Regions from separate parts of the Mus musculus genome. Here region 2 is linked to region 1. The links are chromatin loops, found by intact Hi-C in ENCODE. Cell type or tissue: left cerebral cortex. All regions are shown on one strand.

Region 1 (5,000 bases):
CAAGATGATGGTAGGATACAAAGAAAAAGGAAAAAAGAATATATATATATATATATATATATATATATATATATATATATGGAAAGAGAGAGAGAGAGAGAGAGAGAGAGAGCTGGGTGTGATGGTGCGTGCCTTTAATAGCAGTGTTTGGGAAGCAGAGGTAGATCTCTGTAAGTTCAAGGACAGTCTGGTCTACATAGCAAGCTCCAGGGGCAAACAGGATTACTATATAGTGAGTAGTGAGACCCTCTCTCCAAAAGCAAAAACAAAGGAGAGAGGGAGAGAGAGAGAGAGAGAGAGAGAGAGAGAGAGAGAGAGAGATGGTACCAATGGAGAAAGTAAACTCATGGGTCAGAGGGAGAAAGCAGGGCTGGAGGAACACATGTGGGGCTGTGGGGGAGGCAGGACTCGGTCCAGAGGATTCACAAAGGAGTCTGATTCCTGGGCAAGGCTTGCTATTCAGGAGCACAGAGGAGAGCATCTGAGGAACAAATGAGAATGTCCAAGAAACCAGAAGTAGATGGAATCTTAGTGCATGCAGCAGAGGTTCTAGGGAAAACAGGGCTAGGGAGGAATGCTGAGGGACAAACTCCAGGAGCAAGGGAAAGGTTTCTGGGGAAAGGACGTAAAATCCAAGGGCTAGGAAACAGGAATCCAAGAGACAGGAAATAGGATTCCAAGGGACAGGAAGTGGGAATCCTGAGGGCAAGAAGGGAGTCAAAAGAACAGTATGATAGGTGTGTGCTCACGCGCACGTGTGAGTGCGCGTGTGTGGGTGCTTGTGCATGCTTTAGGGGCAGTTTTCCAGCATCAAGAAGCTGGGATTTGGGGTTGGAGAGATGGCTCAGCAGTTAAGAACACTGACTGCTCTCCCAGAAGTGCTGAGTTCTATTCCCAATAACCCCACATGGTGGCTCACAACCATCTGTAATGGGATCTGATGCCCTTTTCTGGTGTGTCTGAAGAGAGTGACAGTGTACTCATATACAGTAAATAAATAAATAAATCTTAAAAAAAGAAGTTGGGATTTGAGGGATAAGAATGGAGGGACTGGAAAGGGTTTAGGGACACAAAGGGGATGTTCCAGGCATAGTGAAGGGTTCTAAACTGAAAATGAGGGTCAAGAAAAGAACCTGGGGCCTGGAGAGATGGCTTAGCCATTAAGAGCACTTGCTGCTCTTCCAGAGGACCCAGGTTTAGTTCCCAGCATCCACATGGCTTACAAGTCTGTGACTCCACTTCTAGGAGACTCAACACCCTCTTCTGGCCTCTTCACAGACCAGGCATGCATGTGGTAAACAGATACACAAGCAAAACACTCATACACGGAACATTTCTTAGAGGGGGAGCGGGTGGGCGGAAGAGAGGAGGCTGGGTTAGCATCCGGGGACCGGAAGCATGTGGTACCTGAAAGCGCATCTGCTGGGCCTTCTCAGGATCCACTGCGGCCACGTGCTGGTAGTGCCTCAGAGTGTGCCTCTGCTCTTTCTGCTCGGCGCGCAGGTAGCGCCTCAGGGCCATCAGAACTCGCTCAGCCTGTGGAAGGGACCAAGGCTGTCCCAGGCTGATCCTCATCCTTCTCAACTGGTGTTTGCCCCACCCCTACCTTCCCATACCTGAGGCGGATCGCCCTGTAAGGCTGCCAGGAAACCTTCCAGGGCTGCTCGGCGCTGGTCGTTGATCAGAGCGATGACTCTGGTGGCGTGGGTCTCCACCAGGCGTTGCCGTTCACCAGACACTTGTTCTTCCAGGGTCTGCAGAATGGACTGGAAGTGCTAGGGAGAGGTGCAGAAGTAGGAAAGAGAGCAGGTGGGTGAAAACCTGAATAGATGTGAATCTAGAACAAAGAGGGTGGGCTTCAGTGGGTCTTCCTCCGGACAGCGGCAATCTGGGATGGGAGGCTCAATGGAAGGGATGGGCTGCAGGGTCAGGTAGAGTTGGGGGCGGGGCCCTAGCCTGAGGGTGTAGGCTCTACTTAGGTGGGAGCAATCTAAAAGCAGAAATGGTCAGTTAAAGAGAAGGCAGGCTTGGGCTGCTCCAACCCAAAAGACAGGCTGAGCCTCCACAACGGTAATGGAGTGAGACTCAGGACTGGAGGCTGATCAAGAGGATTCTACATAGGTAGGGTCTCAAAAAGGCAACCAACCACAGGTAAGTGGGGCCAAGAGTTAGGAAGCTGGGTTTGTTAGAGAGGGACCAGAAGGACAGAACCAACTACAGCGGGGGTGGGAGTGGGGCTAGCTTTGATGGAAAAACTTCAGAGAAAGGACTGGCCATGACTCCCTGTTTGAGAGAGGATTCCAAAGCCAGCCTCCAGGGGGCAGTGCTGGCTCAGCAGCATGCACCAAGCCCTGGGCTCCATTCTGAGTAGAGGCAGTGCCAAATGTAAGGGTGGGACTGGGAGGGAACAGGTGAGTTGAAAGGAACCGAAATGGACGGAGTGGCCCCCAGTAGTGGGCGGGGCATGAGGGAGAGTCAGGGAGGAGGGAGGAGGGAGGAGGGAGGAGGGAGGAGGAAGGAGTCCTACCTCATTCAGGGCCTGCCTGTCCGCCTTTGGCAGGTTCTTAGATTGGCTGTCAGCCATGGCCCATTCACGCATCACCTAGGGGTGGATGGGGACACTTCAGGATCCCATGATCTATCTTGCTCCATACAGGGAGTCCCCCTACTCATCTCCAAGGTCTAAGAGGTCGAAGATGACCTAATACCGCTGAACTTCGGGTTCCCAAGAGGGAATAACCAGAGGGTTTATTTATTGTTTTATTTCTTTAGAGACAGGTTCTCATGTAGCCAGGCTGGTCTCAAAGTCATTATATATTTGAGGCTGGCCTTAGCCTTCCAATCCTCTTGCCTTAGCCTCTCAAGCATCCAGATTAAGGCATCTGATATTACACCCAACCAGCTCCAATGGAATTTAAAGTGGATTGTGCCATAGACCAGAGTGCCTATGGAATCCGGTGGCATTTCAGTGGTCTGCAAGGCAGATCAGTAATCCATTGCCTGAGTGTGGGCTCAGGTCGAAGGATGCTTGGTTATCCTTAGAGGGAGCGTCAATAAAGAATTTCCCTGTGTTTATGGAATCCTGCGGGAATGCTGGTTTCCTGGTCTCATCACCTCATTAATCTGGCGCATCCTACGCTCCTCCAGGTCCATCTTGGCCCTCAGGAAACCCTCATGCTCGCCGATTTCCCCAGGCATGCCAAAGTAAACATCCACACCATCAGTAGGCCTTGGGGTGGGAGTGACTGCAAGACAAGGGGTCAGGCAGGCAGGTCACTTTCCCTCCCTGAGAAGTGCATTGCCCAGGATGCACTAGATACCAGCATGCATCCAGTTTAGCCGCGGTTGTTGCCTGGCATCATGGTCCCAGGCCTAACCAGTGTTTGCAAAGCTATGGAATCCATCATGTCATCTTCAAAGCAACGTCTGTCAAATGACCCCTCTTCCGGGCATCCCTTTTTGAGGCATCTCCCCCTCCATTCTTCACAGACTAATCTACCATATCCAAAGCCACAGCTATCTCTTCCATTCCCCCCAGCTGTGCCCCTTCCCACTAGGTCACTCCTAAAGGCACCCCAATACCCCCCCAAATACCCAAACCACAAATGCTGAAGAGGGAGGGGGCAGAGGAGGCTGCCTCACCTCTGCTAACCATGACAGGGGTGTGGGAGCTGGGAGGTGGGGCCCTTTCTTCCTCCTCTTCCTCTTCTTCTTCAGCCTGAGGGGGCTCTACGAAGTAATCGTCTACTGGCTGAGGGAAAGATTCCACCTCCTCTTCATCCTCACCTCCCTCTGCTCTGCCCCCCAGGGGCCAGGACCGGGTAGAGGGGTCACTGAAGGAGCAGAAGACTCAGCCAGTAAGATCTCCAGAGAGGCTCCCAGGCTTCCATGCCCGGCCTCTAGAGCCTTGGGGGTAAGGGGGGTGGGTACAGAAAGAGTCTCTGTCACTCACCCAGCTGCCATCCCAGATGGGTTGGGAGTTGCAGGAGGTGGACAGCATACATACTCCACACCTCGGAACCGATCAGAGCCACAGGGCAAAAGCATGCCAGAGCCATGCAGGATGAGGCCCTGAGAGCTGCAGGCCTGCAGGAAGAGGAGGCCAGGAGGACCTGGTTGGAGAGTGTGGGCAGAAAAGCCTGGAAGCTGGGCTCTAGGAGTGGCTGAGGAATGGATTGCCTACATCCCAGTTTGAACGCTTGGGTTCTGGAAGGAAGGGCCTAGATTCCCAGGTCCTAGGGTTAGGAAACAGGCAGGACAAGGCCCTGACCTCCTGAGCCTCCTGATGCCTCCTGGTTGAACTCTCACACTGGTCCATACGCTCCTGGTGCAAGAACCGACAGCCTTCGGGCACTAGCAGGGCTTCACTCACGAATTCGCCAGCTGGGGAATGGGAGACACCAGAATCATCACCAGAATCATCACCCAGGCCTGCCCACCTCAGAGGCCAGGCATTCATAGCTTTCTCAGCCCATCACCCAGACTTCAAATGTAGACCAAAGTCATCTCTGGTAGACTCCCACTTCACCTCAGTTCCCACCCCACCCCCCAGCGGGTGACTCACGCAGGCAATGGAAGGGCACAACCTCATGGTGGGGGTGGGCGCATCTGCCACTCCGGGTACCCCCACACCAGCGCTCCATCGGGATGGCCTGTGCAGCCTGCTCCACGCGTGCTATGTGCAGCTCGGGGTACATCTGTAGGACACAATGTGTGTGGGAGGAGGTGGGGGGGGGATCAACCTACTGGCTGACCCCCACCCTCTGCATCTCTCATTTGGCAGCAGTACTGGGGATTGAACCCAGAGCCTTGTACATGCCAAAGCCATGCTCTACCACCAAACTCCTACATGTCCAGCCCTCTTTTTACTTTTTATTTTGAGACCAGGTCTCCTTACATTTCCTAAACTGGTCTTGAACTCATTCTGTAGCTTACGAGGGCCTTTAATTTGTGATCCTTCTACCTCAGCCTTTCCAATAACTGGGATTATGGGCCCATGT
Region 2 (5,000 bases), 260 kb before region 1:
CCTCCCTTTTTAAGATTTATTTAAAAAGATTATTTGTTTGGTGTGTTGCGAGTAATGACTGTGCCTTTGGGCGGGCGTGGCTTAGACCTGAATTTGTTCTCACCCCCACTGGTTACTGATGTCATTGAAGTTACTGTGCAATTTTGTCCTTCTTTGACCCTTACTTCTTTTTTCTCTTGGTATTTATTTGTTTTTTAAGGGAGAATCTCATAGAACCTCAGCTGGTCTCAAAATTATTATGTGGCTGAGGATGTCTTTGAACTCCTGATCCTCCTGCCTACGCCTCCCAAATTATAGGCTTGCATGACCATGCCCAGCTAATAATGTCTTAGGTTTTGCATTTTGTTTCGTTTAGTTTGAGGGAAGGAGTTGTTTTTATTTTGGTTTGGTTTGGTTTGGTTTGGCTTGGCTTGGTTTGGTTTGGTTTGGTTTGGTTTGGTTTGGTTTGGTTTGGTTTGGTTTGGCTTGGTTTGGTTTTTAGAAGAGACTGTCCTAACATGTAGAAGACCTCCATGGTGTACTTTGCCGTGCATCTGCCACCGTGGCATTCCCTGCAATCCGTAATTAAGATTGAGAGACTTAGTTGGATGTGGTGGCTCATGTCCTCTGGGCCTAGCACTCTGGAGGCAGAAGCAAGTGATCCAGACAAGCCAAGGCTGCAGAGTGAGACCCTGCCTCAAAAAGGGAGGGGCATTGGAGGGATGGCCAGCCATTAAGAGCCCTTGTTGCTTCTGCAGAAGACCGGAGTTTGGTTCCCAGCATTGTGGTTCACGACCACCCATAACTCATAACTCCAGTTTCAGGGGATCCAGGATCCACTTCTGGCCTCTCCAGTCACCAGCATGTACCTGGTGCACATAAATTATATACAGCTTTAAAACAAACAAAAACAAAAACCAAAAAAAAAAAAAACCTTGAACTCCAAAATGAACATGGACAGTACTTTCTGCTTACTTTGGGAGTTGGGAAATGGAACAAGTCAGGTTCTCATGTAGCCCAGGCTAGCCTCAGAGTTCCTCTACAGCTAAGGATAAAGTAGAACTAGTCCTCCTGACTCTACCTCCCAAGTGTTGAGATCACAGATATTTGCCACAGTTTTAAATATTTATTTATAAAACCTAAAACTCAGGGACTCAGAGAGAGGAGATGCATAGGAGGGGCGGGGTACACAGACTGGAACCGCTTTCCTCTCAGCGCCAGCCAGTTTCCTTTTTGTTTTTTCAAGACAGGGTCTTTCTGTGTACCCCTGGCTGTCTACCACTTGTTCTGTAGACTGGGCTAGCCTTCAACTCAGAGATCTGCCTGCCTCTGCCTCCTGAGTGCTGGGATTGAAGTGTACCACCAATGCCCAGGCACTAGCCATCTACCTAATCCTTTAATACAGTCACAGTCCTGGAGCCTGCCAAAGGGCTATTTAATTACATATTAAGGTATTTAATTATGGACAATAAGTGATTCCAACATCTCCCAAACACCCCCTCCCTAGAAGCCCAGGATACTGAGAGCTGGATGCCCTTTCTCTGTGCCTTGGTCTTTCTGGTGCCCAGGCTCATACTCAACCTATTTGCGGGCCACCAGATATCAATGCATAAGTAACATCGTCAATCCTTCTAATGGTTCAAAGAATCTCAGGAGCTGGGTACTAGGAGCTGGAGGCAAAGACAAAGATGTATTTTCTGTTACACAGCGGCTACCTTCATTCAAACAGAAGTACTAGTGGGTTTCGTTTTGTGGCAGAGTCCCTCTATACAGCCTTGGCTATCCTGGAACTCAAAACCACCCTGCCTAAGCCTCCCACAAGGTTTATAGGTGTGAACTTATGGCATACCTTAAAGCACTTTGGGGGCATCTGCTTTCCTACATTGGAAACATTTTAAAATGACAATTGTAAGCCTGGTTTGTGATACTTGGTTGAGACTACAATAGTCAGCAGGGTGAGACGTGAGAATCCCGAGTTCCAGGCAGGCCTGAATTATGTGGCAAGACCCTGTCTGGGGGACAAAGTGGGAGGGGGCATCGCAGAGTAGGGTTGAAAATGTAAATCCAGAATTATCAGATTCGTGGAAGGAGTCAGGTTGGAGGAGCAGTTGAGTGTTTTTGCCACAAGATGGCAGCACAATGCTACCAAACAGGTTTTGCAATCTAGGCCACTGCATGCAGCCAGTTCTGATACCTGCCTTCCACCACAAGCAATTTTCTGTTCCTTTGCTTGCTTGCTGTTTTGTTTTGCTTGAGACAGGGCATCAATATGTAGCCCTGGCTGTCCTGGATCTTACTCTATAGACTAGGTAGACTTCTTAGACTCACAGAGATCTGTCTGCCTCCTGAGTCCTGGGATCAGGGACACACACCACCATGCCAGAGGCTTGCTTGTTTTTAAATGAAGGGATTCACATAATGGCCTTGAACTCCACAGGTAACCAAGGTTAGCCTTGTCCTCCTAATTCTTCTTGTCTCTACCTCCTAAACCCTGGGGTATGGGCTGCTATGCCTGGCTTGGGGCGGGGGCTTACATGTAAACATGCACAGGGCTCCATGTACTGTAGGCCAAAAGCTGACGACAGGGTCTTTCTTGGTTCCTATTTATTGAGTGAGGGTCTCTAGACCCAGGACAACCTTATAGGATCAAACAGCAAGCATGCTGAACCATAGAGCTGATTTGCTAGCCTTTTTTGTTTTTTTCTTTCTTGTGGGAAGCGGTTTCGCTGTGCCTGTGTGGCTTAATTGGTAAACAAGCAATGTGCGCATGTGCGAGAATGTTTTCGTGCCAAGTCTTGGCCCATCCCGGGGCATGATGATGAGGCTCTGGGAGAGCAGCCAATCAGGTGTGGACACGCCACACTAAGGTGTATATAAGCAGCGCCTTTTTGGTGCTTGGGGTCTTCCTCTTCATGTTGAAACTGGTGTAATAAAGTTGCTGCAGAAGGATCCGGTTTCTCACGCGTGTGTTCTTGCTGGTGAGACAATAGCGCGTGTGAGACTTTCTTTCTTTGGTGTTTTCAAGACAGGGTTTCTCTGTGTAGCCCTGGCTGTCCTGGAACTCACTCTGAAGACCAGGCTGGCCTTGAACTCTAGCCTGTCTTTTTCTTAACTATGCTAACTGAATTCTGCAGTAAGCTCACTTTATTGCCTCAGTAAACCTCTAATTATACAGACATAAAGGCTAGAAATTAAAAGCAAAATGACCCACTCACTAGCAGTCAGACCTGGTGATTTATCAGGGTCCATCTACAATTAAGCCTAACTCCTAAGTCCCACCCAGATGGCCAGTCTCAGAGAGAGAGAGAGAGAGAGAGAGAGAGAGAGAATGGGCTGCCATGTCACCTCTGTTTAGGTTGGATCCCAAAGAAAAGATCTAGGGCTGGGCAGTGGCAGTGCACGCCTTTAATCCCAGCACTTGGGAGGCAGAGACAGGCAGGCAGATTTCTGAGTTCAAGGCCATCTTGGTCTACGGAGTGAGTTCCAGGACAGCCAGGGCTATACAGAGAAACCCTGTCTCAAAACCTAAACCAAACCAAAAAAAAAAAAAAAAAAAGAAAAGATCTAGGAAGCTTAATTTCAGCTAAAAAAACAATACAAATGCCCCATATTTTTCTCTAAGGGAACAACTCTTTCTCCCTCTGCTCTTTCCATCTCTCCCATCCCCTTCACGACCCCTACCTCCCTACCCTCCTCTCCTCCATCTGTTCACTGTCTATTCTTTTTTATTTTGTTATGTGCATTGGTGTTTTGCCCGAATGTATGTGTCTGTGAGGATGTTGGATCCCCTGGACCTGCAGTTACAGACATAGGTAAACAGCCATGTAGGTGCTAGGAACTGAACCAGGGTACTCTGGACTAGCAGTCAGTGCTCTTAATCGGCAAGCCACCTCTCCTGCCCTCCATTGTCAGTCCTTAAACTGTTTTTTTTTTTTTTTTTTTTTTTTTTTTTGAGACAGGGTCTCTTTACGTAGTGCCTGTAGCAAGGCTGGAACTCACCGTGTAGACCATTGTAGAACAGTGAGCCTCAGAAGTGCAGGAATTAAAGGTCTGGGTCACCACGGCCCGCTTTTCTTTTTTCTTTTTCTTTTTTCTTTTCTTTTTTTTTTTTTTTTTTTTTTTAGTTTTTCGAGACAGGGTTTCTTTCTCTGTGTAGCTCTGGCTGTCCTGGAACTCACTCTGTAGACCAGGCTGGCCTCGAACTCAGAAATCCACCTGTCTCTGCCTCTGCCTCCCGAGTGCTGGGATTAAAGGCGTGTGCCATCACGCCCGCACAGCCCCCCCCCGCCCCTCCCCCCTCCTTCTCTCTCTCTTTTTCTCTCTCTCTCTCTCTCTCTCTCTGTCTCTCTCTCTGTCTCTCTCTCTCTCTCCCTCCCTCCCCCCCTCCCTCTCTCTCTCTCTATCTCTTTAATTTCTTAAATCAGTTCTGGCCTGGTAAATATCTTTATCTGTATCGGGGTGACTCCTTGTTTCCTCAAGAACACTGGGGAAGATCCTGACTTGGCCCTGAGGAAACAAATATGGAAACTAAGGCTCCAAGGTGCAGTGATCACTCATTCAGAAGACAGACATTTATCTCTGCCCTCACTGGCTCCCAGATTATCAGCAGGGTAACCCTAGATAACAGCCAGGGAGTGGCAAGTCCCTGAGCCACTGTCATTGGGGTCAACCCAAATGCGGAAACGATGACTGACAAGTTGGAACACTTTCTCTCTGACCCTATTGGACAAATCTAATTTGGTCACGCCCCACCAGTCTGGGAGTCAGTGGGCGTGGCTTGGGATTCCCTTAGGGTAAAGTGCTGCACGTCCTTGGGCGAAGAGGGGAGGTGACTCGGAGCTGCTGAGGACGCAAAATGAGGGCCCTACGGGTGAGGCCCCAGCACGGGCTGTGTCGGGGTGGAGGGGAACCCCACAACCCAGATGCCTAACCTAAACATGCCAGGATCCGGAGTCTTAGAACAGGTGCACCCTTCAGACTGGGACTTCCTCCCTGGCAGCCTGAGCTTCCAGACAGCACTA

The links. A loop is a pair of places that touch in the nucleus more often than their neighbours do. Peaks named below come from ENCODE experiments on the same cell type or tissue, not always from the same donor. Only the 100,000 strongest peaks of a DNase experiment are listed, where the experiment ranks them.
Region 2: it touches region 1 in a loop (2.3-fold over the local background); 1 of 42 quality-filtered maps calls a loop at or near these places.

What each region holds. Positions count from the first base shown.
Region 1 is chr7:30,438,528-30,443,527 of GRCm38, forward strand. Aplp1 (amyloid beta (A4) precursor-like protein 1) reads right to left here. Exons shown (of 17, transcript NM_007467.3): 3 at 4,565-4,697; 4 at 4,271-4,383; 5 at 3,953-4,086; 6 at 3,643-3,833; 7 at 3,115-3,245; 8 at 2,528-2,602; 9 at 1,617-1,775; 10 at 1,408-1,536. Among named protein-coding and RNA genes, the nearest start is that of Aplp1, 4.6 kb to the right of the region's middle. In left cerebral cortex, CTCF peaks have their summits at 893 and 2,311 (motif pointing right); DNase peaks (open chromatin) are centred at 2,313 and 4,490.
Region 2 is chr7:30,179,397-30,184,396 of GRCm38, forward strand. Cox7a1 (cytochrome c oxidase subunit 7A1) reads left to right here and starts at 4,775. Exons shown (of 4, transcript NM_009944.3): 1 at 4,775-4,849. The coding sequence starts at 4,835. It overlaps Gm5113 (predicted gene 5113), which reads left to right. Exons shown (of 3, transcript NR_157376.1): 3 at 1-2,928. In left cerebral cortex, a CTCF peak has its summit at 2,099 (motif pointing right); DNase peaks (open chromatin) are centred at 2,110 and 4,732; H3K4me3 peaks cover 496 bases; H3K27ac peaks cover 501 bases.